2 separate regions of the Homo sapiens genome follow, and region 2 is linked to region 1. The links are chromatin loops, found by intact Hi-C in ENCODE. Cell type or tissue: heart left ventricle. All regions are shown on one strand. Each heading gives the region's core, and the rest is flanking DNA. Links, peaks and the distances in the headings are about the cores only.

Region 1 (7,763 bases), core at 1,742-6,741:
TGTGTAGGGCAGTATTAGGAGTTGGGTTTCTGCCTGGATTCAGACCCTGGCTCCTTCGTTTAGGAGTTATGCAATTTTAGGCAAGTTATTGAACCTAAGACTCAGTTTTTTTTATCTGAATGGATAAGTATCCTTATGTTAATAGGTATAAATTATGACAGCTATCTTATAAAGTAGCTTTGAGTATAAATGAGATAACATACATAAAAGGCATATTACAGTGTTCAGTACCATGCTTTATAAATGTTACATAGCTATTATTAGGCCTACCTTACAGATTAGGAAACTGATGTCAGCCATCATTCTAACTAGCTGTGGTTTTGACCAAAGGTGTAGCCTATAAGACTTTTCCTGAGGTCTAAGACCATATCACCTCCCTCTGAGACACTGAACACTTCTGCCTTGACAGTGGTGTTGCTCTGAGCTCCCAGGGTCCCAGCAGTCTTGAGAAGCTTCTGTGTTTGCCTCACTAAGATGTATTCCCCAAGCTTTCAGTAGCCCCCTATGCCTGCACCCAAGCCAGCAGTTCCCCCACCCGACCTGTCAGACCTACTTCAGTCCATAGTATAAGACCTCTCAAGTCCAGAGCAACAACCTGAAAAAGTGCTCCAAGATTTTTAAAGTTGGCCGGGCACGGTGGCTCATGCCTGTAATCCCAGCACTTTGGGAGGCCCAGGCAGGCGGATCACCTAAGGCTAGGGGTTCGAGACCAGTCTGACCAACATGGTGAAACCCTGTCTCTACTAAAAAAAACAAAAATTAGCCGGGTGTGGTGGTGGGTGCCTGTAATCCCAGCTACTCGGAAGGCTGAGGCAGGAGAATCGCTTGAACCTGGGAAGCTGAGGTTGCAGTGAGGCGAGATGGCGCCATTGCACTCTAGCCTGGGTGACAGAGTGAGATTCCATCTCAAAAAAAAAAAAAAAAAAAAAAATTTAAAGTCAACAAGACAATATGTTTGAACTTGTGGCTGACCCAGAAAATCTGGGACATACATAGTCACTGTTCCAGGACCTGAATTTAGAACTGATGTTCCTTTTCTGCCCCCAACACCAAATCTAGTAGCTAAAGCACATAGCAAGAAAATGTAACAAAGGAATAAGAATGAAGGCGATGGAGTGGTCTTGGAGATCATCTAGTCCACCCTCGTCCTGTGACATTTGAGGACCCTGGAGGCCTAGAGAAGGGAAATAACTTGCTCAAGTCCAAAAACTGCATCAGAAGCAGGCTCAGCCTCATGGCTTCAGTGCAGTGCCATTTCCAACACACCGCTCTGCCTTAGGTTTTTATTTGCATTGGTGGTAAGGCTTGGCCCCTTCTGGGCTCTCAGATTCTGTAACTCTTTGAATTCCCATTGAGTCCTGCGGGAGAAGACAGGGGCATTGTTGTTGAACCCTGTGGCTTTCCAGGGTTTGTGCAAATATACCAAGGAGACCTCCACCTATCCTCACGTGTGCTTTTAGTCTGGCAAATAGACTGGGTGGAGAACACATTGTTCTCTAAACCCTCTCTCTTGCCAAACAGTGTTTGAGAAGAGGGAATGATTTCTGACTTTGCATGGATCGTTGGATTCCGGCTCCTGTTCTCCATCTTTTTGTTCCTTTTGTGGCACTAAAATGCCTCTTGCTAACTAATGACACCCTGTACTTCCCTGGGCGTCCCTGCCTTGTTACACCACCCTCACCTTGGCTCACGTCTTAAACTTCACTTGCTGAGGGATGTCATCACTCAGAATCACCCTCTCTTGATGCCTGAGTGTGTAGGTTGAGACAACTTGAGTTCTCTCCTTTCCTTTCTCAGCATCAGATAGTGAATGTTGTAACATCAACCTGGATACAGAGACCAGCCCCTGCAGTAGCGATTTTGAGGAAAACGTGGGCAAGAAGCTGCTGAGAACCTTGAGTGAGTAGCTAGTTCTTCACCCAAATGAGAGCCACCCTGCTGATGGTTAGTAGGAAAAGCATGTTAGCATCTTCCTCTTGGGGGAGGAGCCATGGACTCCTCTTAGAAACCCTAATGAGGTACAATTGTGGAAATCCGCAGAAGGGGTTGGGCCAGCACTGCACCCTTGATAGTTTTGGGATCTGTCCCATTCAGTTGTTTGTCCTCTAGGACAGAAGTCTGCACACCATGCCCACAGGTCAATTCTGACCTCCCTCCTTTACTTGTTTTTGTAAGTAAGGACTTATTGGATCACAGACAGATCCATTTGTTATCTATGGCAACAATGTCAGAGTCGAGTAATTGTGACAGAGACCATATGGCCCACAGGCCTCTAATATTTTCTGTCTAGTCCTTTAAAGAATTGGTGTCCAGGAGACTCAATAGAAAGAGAGCAATCTCCTCCACAGATGGAAGTCAATGGTGGAGAGAACAAGGTGAAGATATTCCTTCCTAAAAACAGACCTGGGAACAGATTGCTCTCTCATCCTTGAGGACAACTATGTAATTATGCCCACCTGCCCCACTGCAGAAGGGAGGTTGCTTCAGAGCTAGAGAACGCAGGTCCCTGGAAATGGCTTGCAGCTACAGCCACCAACCCTGATTCATGGGACATCAAAGTCTATGAGATTGGTCCTCTCTGAGGGTGTCTGGCAGTCAGAGGGGCTGGCCCCCAAGGGGCGCAGGAGGCATGGGCCTGAGGTGTTACATGGGCTTTACTCAGTCCCCTCCAGGAAGTCTCAATTCCAGGCACCAGCCTGGGTTTGTGACTTTTCAGAGATGGCATCTTATGTGGAAAGTACGTCCTAATCTTTCAAGATGTAAATATGCCAATATCAGCACCAGCATACAATGCCGGTTAGTTCTAACCAAGCTGTCAAGGGCTTTGTCTCCATTTCTGCTTCTGTTTTGAAAAGAACTCAGACTGCCAAGCAATTATGAATGTTCCTCCAGTGTTACAGGCTGATACTTGCAACTTGTTTTTTTCAGGTGGCCAAAAAAGGAAGAGGTCACCAGAAGGAGAGAGAACCTCTGAGGACAACTCCAATTTAACACCTCTGATCACATGACAGGGCAAAGCCAGCATTCACTGGGTGTGTGAAATTCCAGAGCTTTGGGGGAGAATCCACCCTCCCATCATCTGCTTCCCCCAAGGCCTCCCACAGGTGACAGAATGTTCTGCCTTCCCTTCCATCTCTTCACCCCTAGCTGTCAGTTTGGCAGATTTTCCCTCGTTACCTCCAGTTCGACTCAGAACCTTGACATGGCCATAACAGAAGGAGGTGCCTCTGATAGAACATGCTAGAAATGGTCTTTTCCACAGCATAGTCTGGGACTGGAAAAGAGATGTCTGACTGCAAGCTGACAATGCCACTCTGGGACCCCTGATGCTCTTCTTTGTTCTTTGGGTCCCCTGATGCCATAGGAGACCTATCGTCTTGGAACTTGCCATTCTTTCCTCCAGAACAAAATGTTAACTTTCTAACACATTTCATGCATAGCTTGGCTCAGAAGGTGCCATTGGCAGACAGGCACATGGGAGGCTGGAGTAGGAGGTCTGAAGATTAGTTCAGGGGATGGACCAAGAATTTCCCCCAGAGCTTTAAAGAAGTGGGACTCAGCCATGTTGGCGCGTGATTGACATTACAGCACAGAAAACTGTTAGTGACTGGTTTCCTGTTAGATAAGGGTTCCAGCAGCCTGGGGCAGTATGTCTCAGCTGGAATGGAAAGAATGTGAGATGGAACCTCAAGTCACTGTTTTTACCAGGGACACATCTGTTTTGGCTCCCAATCAGCAGTCTTCAATCGATCAATAATTCTGCTCTGGAAGAGAAGGAACAGGGAGCAGAGAGACCCAACTGGGAGCCAGAGATGGAACTTCAGGTCTTAAGTGCAAATCAAAGCAAAAAACAAACAAAACTTACATGGAAAAACTGTAAGTGCTGAAAGCAAGTTTAGCCATGACAAACCAAAGAGTGCCCAGGTCAGCCAAGAAAGATACATAATCTCATGGGACTTCAGTGGGAGTTACACAGGAATGTTGAAGAATCATTCTTCTTTTTCATGCATTTGTCCTTCTCCCACCCCCTTACTACACCCTAGCAGATCAGCTGAGTGTACTTTATTCCAAGAACTTACTGGATCTCTGGTTTTTCTCCTGAAGTTGGGGCAGGTGCAATTCCAAGCATAACCACCAGATGGCAGAGTGACCGCGCATACCTGCTTCCAAGAATAAAACAGTTCTGAAAAGCAACCGCAAAGCCGGGCGCGGTGGCTCACACCTGTAATCCCAACAGTTTGGAAGACCGAGGCGGGTGGATCACTTGAAGTCAGGAGTTTGAGACCAGCCTGGCCAACATGGTGAAACCCCATCTCTCCTGGGCATGTAGTCCCAGCTACTCGGGAGGCTGAGGCAGGAGAATCGCTTGAACCTGGGAGGCAGAGGTTGCAGTGAGCTGAGATCACACCACTGCACTTCATCCTAGGCAACAGAGCGAGACTCTGTCTCCCCCCGCAAAAAAAAAAAAGAAAGAAAGAAAGAGAAAAGAAAAGAAAAGCAACCACAGCCAGCCTTAGGGAAAACTTGGAAGTAAGTGAAATTTGTCTTCAGAATAACTATCTCCCTTTCTGATCTGTCTCCTACTCTTTAGATGTTCTCAGTCAAGTACTCACTGAACTCATTGATCGAGTGCTGTCTGCTAAATCTCCAAACCATTCCCAAACCTTTCCCCGTAGTATACCATCCAGCTTCCCTCCCCTTCCTCCAAAACCCTCCCTCCCACCTCCCCACACCCATTGAGTCATTCACAGGCAGGAGGGAGACTGATCATTCCTCTGGGTTATCTGCATCTCAAAAGAAAATGCTTACCCACAGGAACTGTTAACTCAGGGGTTCTTAACTTGGGGTCCATCACCCCAGGGGGTCCATAGTTGGACTTCAGAGGGTCTATGAAACCCCTAAAACTGTCAGTATTTAATGTATTTATTCTTGTATGTTTTTTCCAGAGCATTAAAGCTTTCATAAGGTTCTCAAAGGTCTCAGACCTACAAAGAGTTAAAACAAACAGACAAACAAAAAAAAACACTACTATTTTAAATAGTGGAACTTTCAGCCCAGCGTTTCTGCAATGCAGAGTGAAGTGGATACTGGGCAGTTCGAGACAGGTTTTTAATCATAAGTGGTCTTTTCAAATGTCCATCAATTGATGGGGAAGGCTGGCACCCACCAAGAAGTGGAAGTCCTCAGAAATTCTCGGCACACCCTAGAGTATTGTACAACCAACACCCCCACATAACTTTGTCCCCTCTTCCCCAACAACCCAGAGCAGGTGTTGCAGACAGGAGGGCCACAGCGTGTGGAAGTAAAGACTTTGGAGCTAGAGAAGCCTTTTCCAGCAATGATTATTGACTTCACCACACCCCTTGCCTGGCCTGGCCTGAGGCTCAGCAGTGCATGACTTCTCGTAGATAACTTCACAGTCATCCAGTCCCAACACCTGCTCTTGCCTGGTAGGAACAGGCGAAGTGTCAGCCCTCAATGTTGGGTACTTAGACCCAAACCAATAAATGGTGAGTTTTGAACAAGAACTACCATCATGCAGGCTTCTTGCCCAGCTGACCACTGGCCCCGGGGTGCCTGCCTGGCTGGTCTTCATCACCTGAGGCCACCAGGCTCAAGCCACTGCTGTTGCATTACACCCATCCCTTTGCAAAATCCCTATGGAGCCTGTCACCACTCCCCTCCCTATATACCCCCACCCCACAAAGATTTTCTTCAGGTTAAAAAAAAAGTTTAAAAAAAAGATTTTAAAATAAAGCATTTATGAAGGCTTAATAAATTGTAAATAATTTTTAAATAAAATGAAAATGCCTTTCCTGGAATGTGGCTGTTTTCCTTGCCCCTGGAATCTTCTGACGTGGCTTCATTTGAGATGCAGGTTGAGTGATGCCCACGTGTGATGATCTCACCTGTGCACCACCTGCCTGAAGAGGCATGCCGCTCCGGGCCAGGTGTGAGGCTGCGGTGAGGTCACGGGGAAGCCTTGGCACACTACTTTGGGAGGCCAGATGGTAAGATTTTGCAGGAGTGAATGCCAGAAATGAGAAGTAAAACCCAAATGAGAAGCCAGTATGCATAAAGACGAGGAAGGAACTAAGACGACAGTGAGAAGGGCTGGCATTTGCTGAACCCATGTGATGGGTGAGGTGCTGTGCTGGGTGCCGTCCAAATTCAGGGTCTTGGGGGCTAAACCCAGACAAGCCCCTGAGACAGAATGTTGGTCACACTAGCTCGCTTCTGCAGAACCTTCAGAAAGGAGTCCAAGTGGCATGACTCTGGCAGTTTGCAACCAAAGGCTAGGGAACGGAACACAAGAATGGGCCAGGCCTGTTGGTCAGTTTTAAGCCGATGCTGGAGGGAGGGAACAGCCAGGCAGGTGGGAAGATGTGTTTGGGCATATAATACCTGTGTGGAAGGAAGGCTGAAATCTGACACCTACTACTCATTTCTCAAAGCAAACAGGAGGATCAGGGGCCTATGCCAAAACCTCTTAAGATTCTTCTCAGGAACCTCAGTAGAGGCTATTCATTTCACTAACGGTAATAATAAATAATGGAAACAACTATTTTGCCAAGGGCTTTATGTTCCAAGTATTCTGTTAAGTACCCATTAGCTCATTTCTTTCTCAACCACCCTGTGGAGGAGGGGTTACTGTCTGCAAGGTTACTGTCTTCTTGCTCACGGTTACACACCTGGGAACTGGCAGAGCCTGGAGGTTGGAGTGCCCTGCTCTTGAGTGAGCAAAATTGGTGAAACAATCCCACCTCTGAAGTTCACTGGCATGTCAGAGGCCTGAGGAGTCCTGCCGGCTTCCCAAACTCACAGCCCTTTTTCAGGTGAACGCAGTGGGAACCACACCAACCAACATATCTGTCGGAATAGAAGAAGGCCAGATTCCCATTGAGATGGGCTTTTTTCAAGGCTAAAAACATTTGAGCACTTTGGTACTGTCACTTAGATTTAAAGATGTGTTTATCTTTAATGGTTTTGGCAGCCCCCTAAAGAGAAAATTTTAATTTTCCCTAACAAGAGAAATTAAATACTAATAAGATGGTCAGGTAGGATTGCACTTTGGAAGGCAACATTTTAGTATTTCAGGCTTTTTTTTTTTTTGCCCCAGAGAGCCAATTTTCGTCCCCATGGAGGCAGTATCGTCCCCATGGAGAATGAGTGGTTGAAAGCGTTTGGAGAGAATGGCAGATTGACAGAAGGTAGAATCATTCGACTTCTCTGTTGGCTGCCTTCCCTTACTAACAACAAGCATCTTTACATTGGGAGGAGAACAAAGACTGATATGTTCAGAAAGCTGTGAAGAGATGGGTGGGAGGGCATCTAATCACATTCACTCATGAACTTCCACCAGCCCAACCACACACTGGCAGAGTGAGTGTCCTCTGAAGAACTCCTGGGGCTCCAGCCAGACAGGGAAGGATCTGGAAACCACATCCTGTGCAGAAACAAAAGTGGTGGGGGAGAGGCAGTTCATGTGGAAAAGTGTAAACAAGGAATGACAACTGCTACTTTCAAATATTTGAAAGGTGGTAGATTAGAAGTGCCAGTAGATTTACTATCTGTGGTTTAAAGGAAGGAAAGGAGGGGCAGGGGAGTGGAACAAAGATCAAATTCTGGTTCAAGGTAGATGAACTTTTACCGTGAGCAAAAGGTAAATGAGCCTCTTTTTTTTTAATTAAGAGGCCCCACCAGCAGAAGGGGATGCCTCACCAGGTATTTAAAGAATCCATCACCACTACCACCCCACCAGT
Region 2 (7,763 bases), core at 1,385-6,384, 310 kb after region 1:
AACAAAAGTGATTTTTTTTTTTTTTTGAGACAGAGTCTCACTTTGTTGCCCAGGCTGGAGTGCAGTGGCATGATCTTAGCTCACTGCAACCTCCGCCTCCTGGGTTCCAGCGATTCTCCTGCCTCAGCCCCCCAAGTAGCTGGGACTATAGGCACGTGCCACCATGCCTGGCCAATTTTTGTATTTTTTTGTAGAGACGGGGTTTCGCAATGTTGCCAGGCTGGTCTTGAACTCCTGAGCTCAAGTGATCCGCCTGCCTCGCCCTCCCAGAGTGCTAGGATTACAGGTATGAGCCACCGGGCCCGGCCAAAAGTGATTTTTTTTTTAACTTTGTATTATAGATAATATCAAACATATAGAAAAGTAGAGAGAATAGCAACATAAACCCTCATGTAACTATCACACAGCTTCAACAAATAACATTTTGCCAGTATGGTTCATTGGTCCTTTCATTTTTAAATGTTTTAGTTAAAAATTGTTTAAAATTGCCGGGCATGGTGGCTCACACCTGTAATCCTAGTGCTTTGGGAGGCTGAGGTGGGTGGATCACCTGAGTTCAGGAGTTCAAGACCAGCCTGGCTAACATGGCGAAACCCTGTCTCCACTAAAAATACAAAAATTAGCAGGGTTTGGTGGCAGGTGCCTGTAATCCCAGCTACTCGGGAGGCTGAGGCAGGGAGAATTGCTTGAACCCAGGAGGTGGAGGTTGTAGTGAGCTGAGATCGCGCCACTGCACTCCAGCGTGGGTGACAGAGTGAGACTCTGTCTCAAAAAAAAACAAAAATTGTTTTAACATAAACAAAACTAGAATAGTGTAATCAACTCCTGTGTACCTGTCACCCTGCTTTCCTACTAACATTTATCAGCTCCTGGCCCATCTTGTTTTTATCTGTTTTCCCATCCACAATCCCCCTCTTACTTCAACTGGGTTGTTTTGAAGCTAATCCCAAACATCCTATAATTACATTTGTAGATATTTTAATATGCTCTCTGAAGATAGGGACTCTTAAAAAAAAGAAAAAGAAAAACACAGCCACAGTATCATTATTGCCTTTGTGGTAAACACAAGATAAGTAGGCTGACTTAGAAATAACCCACTTAGAGGTGAGGAAGGTGAAGCGGGAGGAGGTAGGTCTTTTAATAACTTGTGGGAATACGGAGTGGCTTATTGCAAAGGAAAGTATTAGAATTCTTTTCTCTTTTTTTAAAATTTAATTATTTTTGTCACACAGATATCAGTGTTTTAAATCGGCTTGGATGTACCAAGTCTTACATGAAGGATTCCACTTTCCCTATGACTACCCAAACCTGCGGACAGCCCAGCTGGTGTATGACCGAGAGGTTCAGTGGACGCTGGGAGCCATTCTATATAAAACACGATTCTTACCACTCAGGTAAAGTAAGACTGACCAATCTGGTATCTTGAGCTCAGAGGATATCAGTTGATGCCTCAGAATCGGTTTCTTTCTTTTTTTTTTTAACCAGCTTAGAATAGGTCTTAAGTGACCTTCCTCTCTACCCCCTCACAAAAACAAACTCCTTTACTTCCATGTGAGCCACTGTTACTACCAGGCATGCTCGAACAGAAAGAAGGTTGAGCATTACTGGTCTGGAGTCTCAGCTTTGCTGTTTCAGAAATCCAGCTTTATTTGTTTACTCACAACAAACCAGTCTTTAGGACTGAGCTCTTACTAATCACTTCCAAGATACTGACAAGCTAAAATGTCATTCTTGGGTTACCCTGGAAAACACATCTGACTAAAGAACAGGGGTAGGATGTCTAGAGCAATCTTTCATAACATACAGAGGCACTCCAGACATTGTGTCATTGACTTAGAAGGCTTTTTGGTGGGTCAGAATTAGAATAAAGGACGTGAGATGTTTTTAGTGGGGCTACTTTCATCAAACTCTGGTAGCCTGATACCTTACTTTTATGTACTGTCAGATATTTGGGACAATTTTTAGGTACCTGTACCCTGGACTATTTCAGATAAACTCAGATGAATTTTGTATCTTTGATGTCTGTTCCTCTAAACTCAATACCGTCAGCAGCCAGGCAGGCGACAGAAGTGAGGGAAGTGGGCTAGGTGGGGGTTGCCCACAACTGGAGCATGTATCCCAGTTAATGGGCTGGTTACTGTCACACACAAGCACTGTCCCAGCATTTGCCAGTTCTCATCTGTCCAGAAAAGTCAGAAATCCATATTTTTTATGAAGTCTTTCAGTTTAGAGATTCGCATTCTAGAAGAACACTGCAGGTCAAACCAGACAAAACTAGATCTGGATCTGGACTGCTGAAGAGTGGCTTCTGTTCTAGCCAGGTGGACCATTACACTTGGTTTTCATATCGCCTTATTTTTATCTGACTGTAATACAGTTGATCAGGTAACAGCTTTATTTAGATATATCCTAGATCCTAAGGAAACATAGTACCTTTATTTTTTATTATTTTTTTGAGACAGGGTCTTGCTCTGTTGCCCAGGCTGAGTGTGGTGGCAGTGCCGTGTTCATAGCTCACTGCAACCTTGAACTCCTGGGCTCAAGTGATTCTCCTGCCTCAGCCTTCTGAGTAGCTGGGAATACAGGTGCTCGCCACCATGCCCAGCTAATTTTTTGATTTTTCTTTTGCAGAGATGGGGTCTTGTTATGTTGACCAGGCTGGTTTTGAACTCCTGGCTTCAAGCAATTCTCCTGGCCTGGCCTCCCAAAGTGCTTTGATTACAAGCATGTGCCACTGCACTTGGCTGCATAGCAACTTTAAAAAAAGGATTTAGACACACACACTCTGATTTCTTTATTGGATTCAGGGGATACCCTATTCTCATTAGTACTGTATTTATAAGCCATATTTTAAGACTTATGTTACAGGTGATCAATCTAGCCTTTCTGTTCATTTTTTGGGATTCAATTTCAAAGGCCTTCCCATCTTGGCTTAGATTCTGGAGGGTGTAAGCCTGGAGGTCCCTTCTGGGGGCCGTGGGAAGGAAGACACAGAAGGGCTCCTGGGGCGGGGGATGTTCTTCAGCTTTGCCTGCTCTGTGGAGCTGGTGTCATAAAATGTTTATGTGGATGGAATAAATGTGATAACACTACTGGGCCTTTCAAATCAGTAAATGTCTCCCTTTGAAACTTAACAGTTTTTTCCACCTACAAATTCTTAATTCTTCCCTAGGGATCTTCGGCAGGAAGGTGTCCGACAAGCCCATGGTAGCTGGTTCCGTCTCTCCTTTGTATACAACCACTATCTCTTCTTTGCCTGTATCCTGGTGGTGCTACTGGCCATCTTCCTATACCTTCTGCGGCTACGCCGAATTCACCACCGACAAACACGAGCCTCAGCTCCATTGGACTTGCTGTGGCTTGAAGAGGTGGTGCCCATGATGGGAGTACAGGTGGGGCCGTGAGGCTGGACCAGGACTAGAGAAGCTTGAGCACCCCCGAGTTGCTGCTCATTGAATTCCTCCACTTTCTTATATAGCCTCAGATGCTGTGATGTCTGACCTTGTGGATATTTGCCCTTGGAATTTCTACTTTACTTTCTACCGTAATTCCTTCTCCGTACCCAGGTCTTCTCTGAGAGAAGCTATAATTTAATCTGTGAGGAACTAAATGACAGGAGATTGGTGCTAATACGGGGGACCAAGCTTTGTCCAAGTGAAGCAGGCTTCGACTCCTTCTGAGAGGTCTGGTGTGTTCCTAGAATCTCACCTTTTCTTCCCTTGCTAAAGCATGAAGTTTGGCATTTGGCACACTGGAAGCCTGGTTGAAATGAAATTTGTAGCATCTGATACAAAGCCAGAGACATTCTAGCAAGTGCAGCAGCCCCTTCTTTCTCTGTAACAGAGATATCATTTATGTGGAGATCCACAACCTTTAACAGGGATCCAAGATCTTTGCAGTTCAATCGACCACATAGGAATTTCCAGGCACCAAAATGATATAACTTCCTTGCTTCCTTGACAAAGAAGCCATCATGGGTGTGATCCAAGATCCCTGTCGTAGTGTTGATGATGTTAGTACATGATTTTAAAGGTTAGAACCCCTTCTAAATGAATGGTCTGTGGAAGATTTTAGTATCTTATCTGATGCCTGGTATGATGAGGATAGAAAATTTTTCCATTTTTATGTGCCTCACAGGCTGTTTGGGCATTAATTTTGCTTTTTGAGCCTTAAGTGTGTTAGTAGGATGGAGAAACTGTGATGGGGACTGGGAACCTGGATTTGTCTGATTTTAGGTCACTGTTCCCTGGGCCTGTTTTTGTGAGCCCTTACACAGGAAGATATAAAGAGAGTTCTTTCATTTCACTGCTAAAATCAGTATGTAGTATGGGGAATGTATTTGGGTTGTTTTTAAAGAAAAGGGGAACAGAATCAGGAGAGTGGGCAAAGGCAATAAAATCAAAGTTCTTATTAATTATTTCTGAGAAATAGAAGTTTCTCAATTTATGACTCTTGGAATGTCTGAAAGGGAGCAAATTTGGAATAGATCAATCTGTTAATAAGCCATCTGGCAACTTTCAGAACCTCTATTAAGAGACTGCTGAGTCACAAACAGCACTTCCATTAATGAAGCGAGAGGAAAAGCCATAATAATTACATCTTCACCCACTACCCTTCCAGAGCTTTGCTTCTCCTCCACATTTAGCCATTAAATTGCATGAGGATTTCTCTTCATCAGGGTCCGCATGGAATCTTTCTTATATTTTACCCTTTCCTACATGTAGCCTTGAATGTCCTTTCCACGAATATGCTCCCACGGCTGGGAGCATTTTCTTTTCTTTTCGTCACCTTTGATTTTTGGGATTAGATTAATAGGGGAAAAAGTCCCTGGCTTTAAAGAAAACAAAAGTAGAATTCTTCAAAAATAAATTTCATACTGGGAACAGAAAGGAACTAAATGCTTCATAAAACAGGGAAAAAGAAATTAAGATCATCCTAGAAATAAACTAAGATAAAAATAAGTATACTGACCCTTGGTTGGTAGATAAAAAGATGACCAGTCTTGTATTGTTTTAAAATTAGATAAACATGGATTAAGCATGCAAAGACTCTGTTCCTTTTTTTTTTTCTTGGAGACAGGGCCTCACGCTGTCACCCAGGCTGGAGTGCAGTTGTGCAACATCATGGCTCACCGCAGCCTCAACCTCCTGGGCTCAAACAGTCCTCCCAACTCAGACTCCAGAGTAGCTGGGACTACAGGTGTGCGCCACCACACTCAGCTAATTTTTTATTTTATTTTTTTAGAGATGGAGTCTGTGTTGTCCAGGCTGGTCTCAAACTCTTGGGCTCAAGCAATCCTCCCACCTCAGCCTCCCAAAGTGCTGGGATTACAAGCATGAGCTACTGCACCTGCCCTCTGTTTCCTTTGGAAATCTCTTACCTTTCATTAGGGTTTCTTTCATAGCAATTTCCTTTGGTTTTTAAGACTTCTACATTGCTTTTTCTTTTATTATCTGTGCTCCGTGAACCTTATGAATGCTGCTTAAAAATAATGTCAAAATATGTTTTAGCTGCCTACTCAGGTAACGTTTTCTTTTGCTCTCATCTTGGTTTCCATATACTATTTTTGGTTTTTTGTGAGATCTAATCAATGATCTAGTCAGAAGCTACTTCACTGGCTAACAGTGATCATGTTCATGTGCTAAAAATGAACTTGAAACACGGAAGTAGTGGTTGGTCCAGTTTGAAAGCTCTTATTAGTATTCTTCATCCTGGCTGTAATAATAGCCATTATTTGTTATGCCTTTGTTATGTAGCAGACACTCTTAAGGATTTTATGTGTATTATTCAAATTGCTATTACTGTTCTTTTTATAGTTGAGAATCTCAGGATACCTACATTTATCACTTTTTCAATATATATGTATTTCTTATTCTTATTTTGTCTTGGAGTGTTTAATGTGTTATTTCCTGTTCATTACTTTAATATTATGGTATCTAGGCTTGTCTTTATTACCATGAGCAAGGTCTCCAGGAGTTCCACAGTACTGAAGGAAAATTTTGTCATATCCCTCAGAAGAACTGAATATTTATTATTGGTATGGGCTCCTTTGTTTATTCTCTTCTCCCAATTAATAGATTTTAAATGAAATCTTATTAGCTAGAAACAAAAGCCACTTACTCCTTGCTGAGAGCCAATTACTTAAATATATTTCTTCCTTATAATAAAATAATTTGCTTCTAGGAGCAGAAATCTATCTTGCCATACCCTTTGGTTTTTAAAGATTTCTCTTCTATTTGCATTTCTGCACTTTGGTGGTTCTCCCATGAAGATAATTATGGTGTCATAAAATTCACATTCCACTGGTTCCTTTGAATCTTACCAACCACTCTTGTTAACAGAGACAATGAACCTGAACTGTTTTAGGACTCTTGTTATTACTGAGACAGGTCACAAACATCAAAATAGGAGTCCGTGGCTTGTAGTGATGCTTTTTAGTCTTGTGATAGCACAATCCATCACTTTCCCCAAAATTCTTGTCATAGAACATAATGAAAAATATGTAAAATACCCATTTATGTGGCATTTCATTCACTTAAGTTGCAGTTAACTCTAAGCCAAATTATACCATTTTTTCTCTCTGTACTTTAGCTCCTTGAATTTCCTTAATCTGGGAAACTTTTGTTCCCACACCAAGGAACAAATTCAGGGGGTACAAGTGCAGGTTTGTTACATGAGTATATTGAGTGATGCTGAGGTTTGGGGTACAGATCCCATCACCAGGTGGTGAGCATAGTACCTAACAGATAGTTCTTTAATCCATGCCCTCCTCTCTCCCTCCCTGCTCTAGTAGTCCACAGTGTCTATTCTGGTCTGGGAAATTTTCATCACTTTCCACCAATCTTCTATTTATTCTCCAAATGTCTTCCAAAGTATCCTGCCCCACCCCCTCCTCATCCTAAGAGATTCCTTTAACTTCAAGATCATATCCAGTGATTGCTGAAAAATGTCTGCCATGCACTTGCTAAGCTAGTGTTTTTAGGCATTAACATTTATTATCACATCCATATTTATATTTTTGAAATAATTTATACTTCTCACTGATATCATCTAAACAGATGCTTCTCACAGTTTTATGTTTTGTTTTTTGTCAGGGATGAAAGACAAGTGAGTGGTATCACTTAAGGGAAAGAACAGTAGGCTTAACGAATAGCAGACCTGGATTCTAGTTCTGGCTTTGTCATTTACTAGCTCTGGTACCCCAGGCCAGTCACTTACCATCTCTGGTTCGGTTCTCATCTATCAAACAAAGAGGCTAGACAAGATTAGAAACTAAAGGCAGAAGACAAGGTAGAAAAATCATATGATTTTGGGAAGAGCATTTTGTCCTTTGGTTTAGAAGACCAGGCTGCCCAAAAGAGCCTCCTATTTTATCCATAACCCCTGATGATAAGGTTGGTGGGAACAGAGTTTCTAATAGTAATCATAATAAATTTCAGAAGAGTTTTAAAGCTTCTGGTCAACCCCCTTGATTTATATGGGTGATAAAACTGAGGCCTAGAGCAGTTGTAATATGTGCAAAGTCATAGTGACTGGCCTCCTAGCCCAACTACTTTGTCAGCTACAATGAAATGCTCATTAACAGAATCTTTCTGCAAGTATAAACAGAATCTATTTTTTATAAAACAGCTGGCCACAACTAACCATGCCCCATCTTTACAACTGCTTCTGACATTCATTTATGACTGCTTTGCTCACATTTAGGAATAAACTTTGAAAAAAATACTTTGTCAGAAATAGTGCCAAGTTTTCACTACATCTAT

Evidence for each region. A loop is a pair of places that touch in the nucleus more often than their neighbours do. Peaks named below come from ENCODE experiments on the same cell type or tissue, not always from the same donor. Only the 100,000 strongest peaks of a DNase experiment are listed, where the experiment ranks them.
Region 2: a loop joins it to region 1, with 2.8 times the contacts of the local background. A loop is called at or near these places in 28 of 110 quality-filtered maps.

The regions. Positions count from the first base shown.
Region 1 is chr10:99,388,509-99,396,271 of GRCh38, forward strand. CNNM1 (cyclin and CBS domain divalent metal cation transport mediator 1) reads left to right here. Exons shown (of 11, transcript NM_020348.3): 10 at 1,798-1,899; 11 at 2,929-5,822. The coding sequence ends at 3,008. Among named protein-coding and RNA genes, the nearest start is that of GOT1, 38 kb to the right of the region's middle. In heart left ventricle, for the core only: CTCF peaks have their summits at 4,131 (motif pointing right) and 4,333; a DNase peak (open chromatin) is centred at 4,173; H3K27ac peaks cover 1,591 bases.
Region 2 is chr10:99,701,280-99,709,042 of GRCh38, forward strand. ENTPD7 (ectonucleoside triphosphate diphosphohydrolase 7) reads left to right here. Exons shown (of 13, transcript NM_020354.5): 12 at 1,233-1,394; 13 at 3,173-7,763. The coding sequence ends at 3,404. It also overlaps a transcript of COX15 not described here. Among named protein-coding and RNA genes, the nearest start is that of COX15, 27 kb to the right of the region's middle. In heart left ventricle, for the core only: no CTCF peak of the experiment used is centred there; no DNase peak of the experiment used is centred there.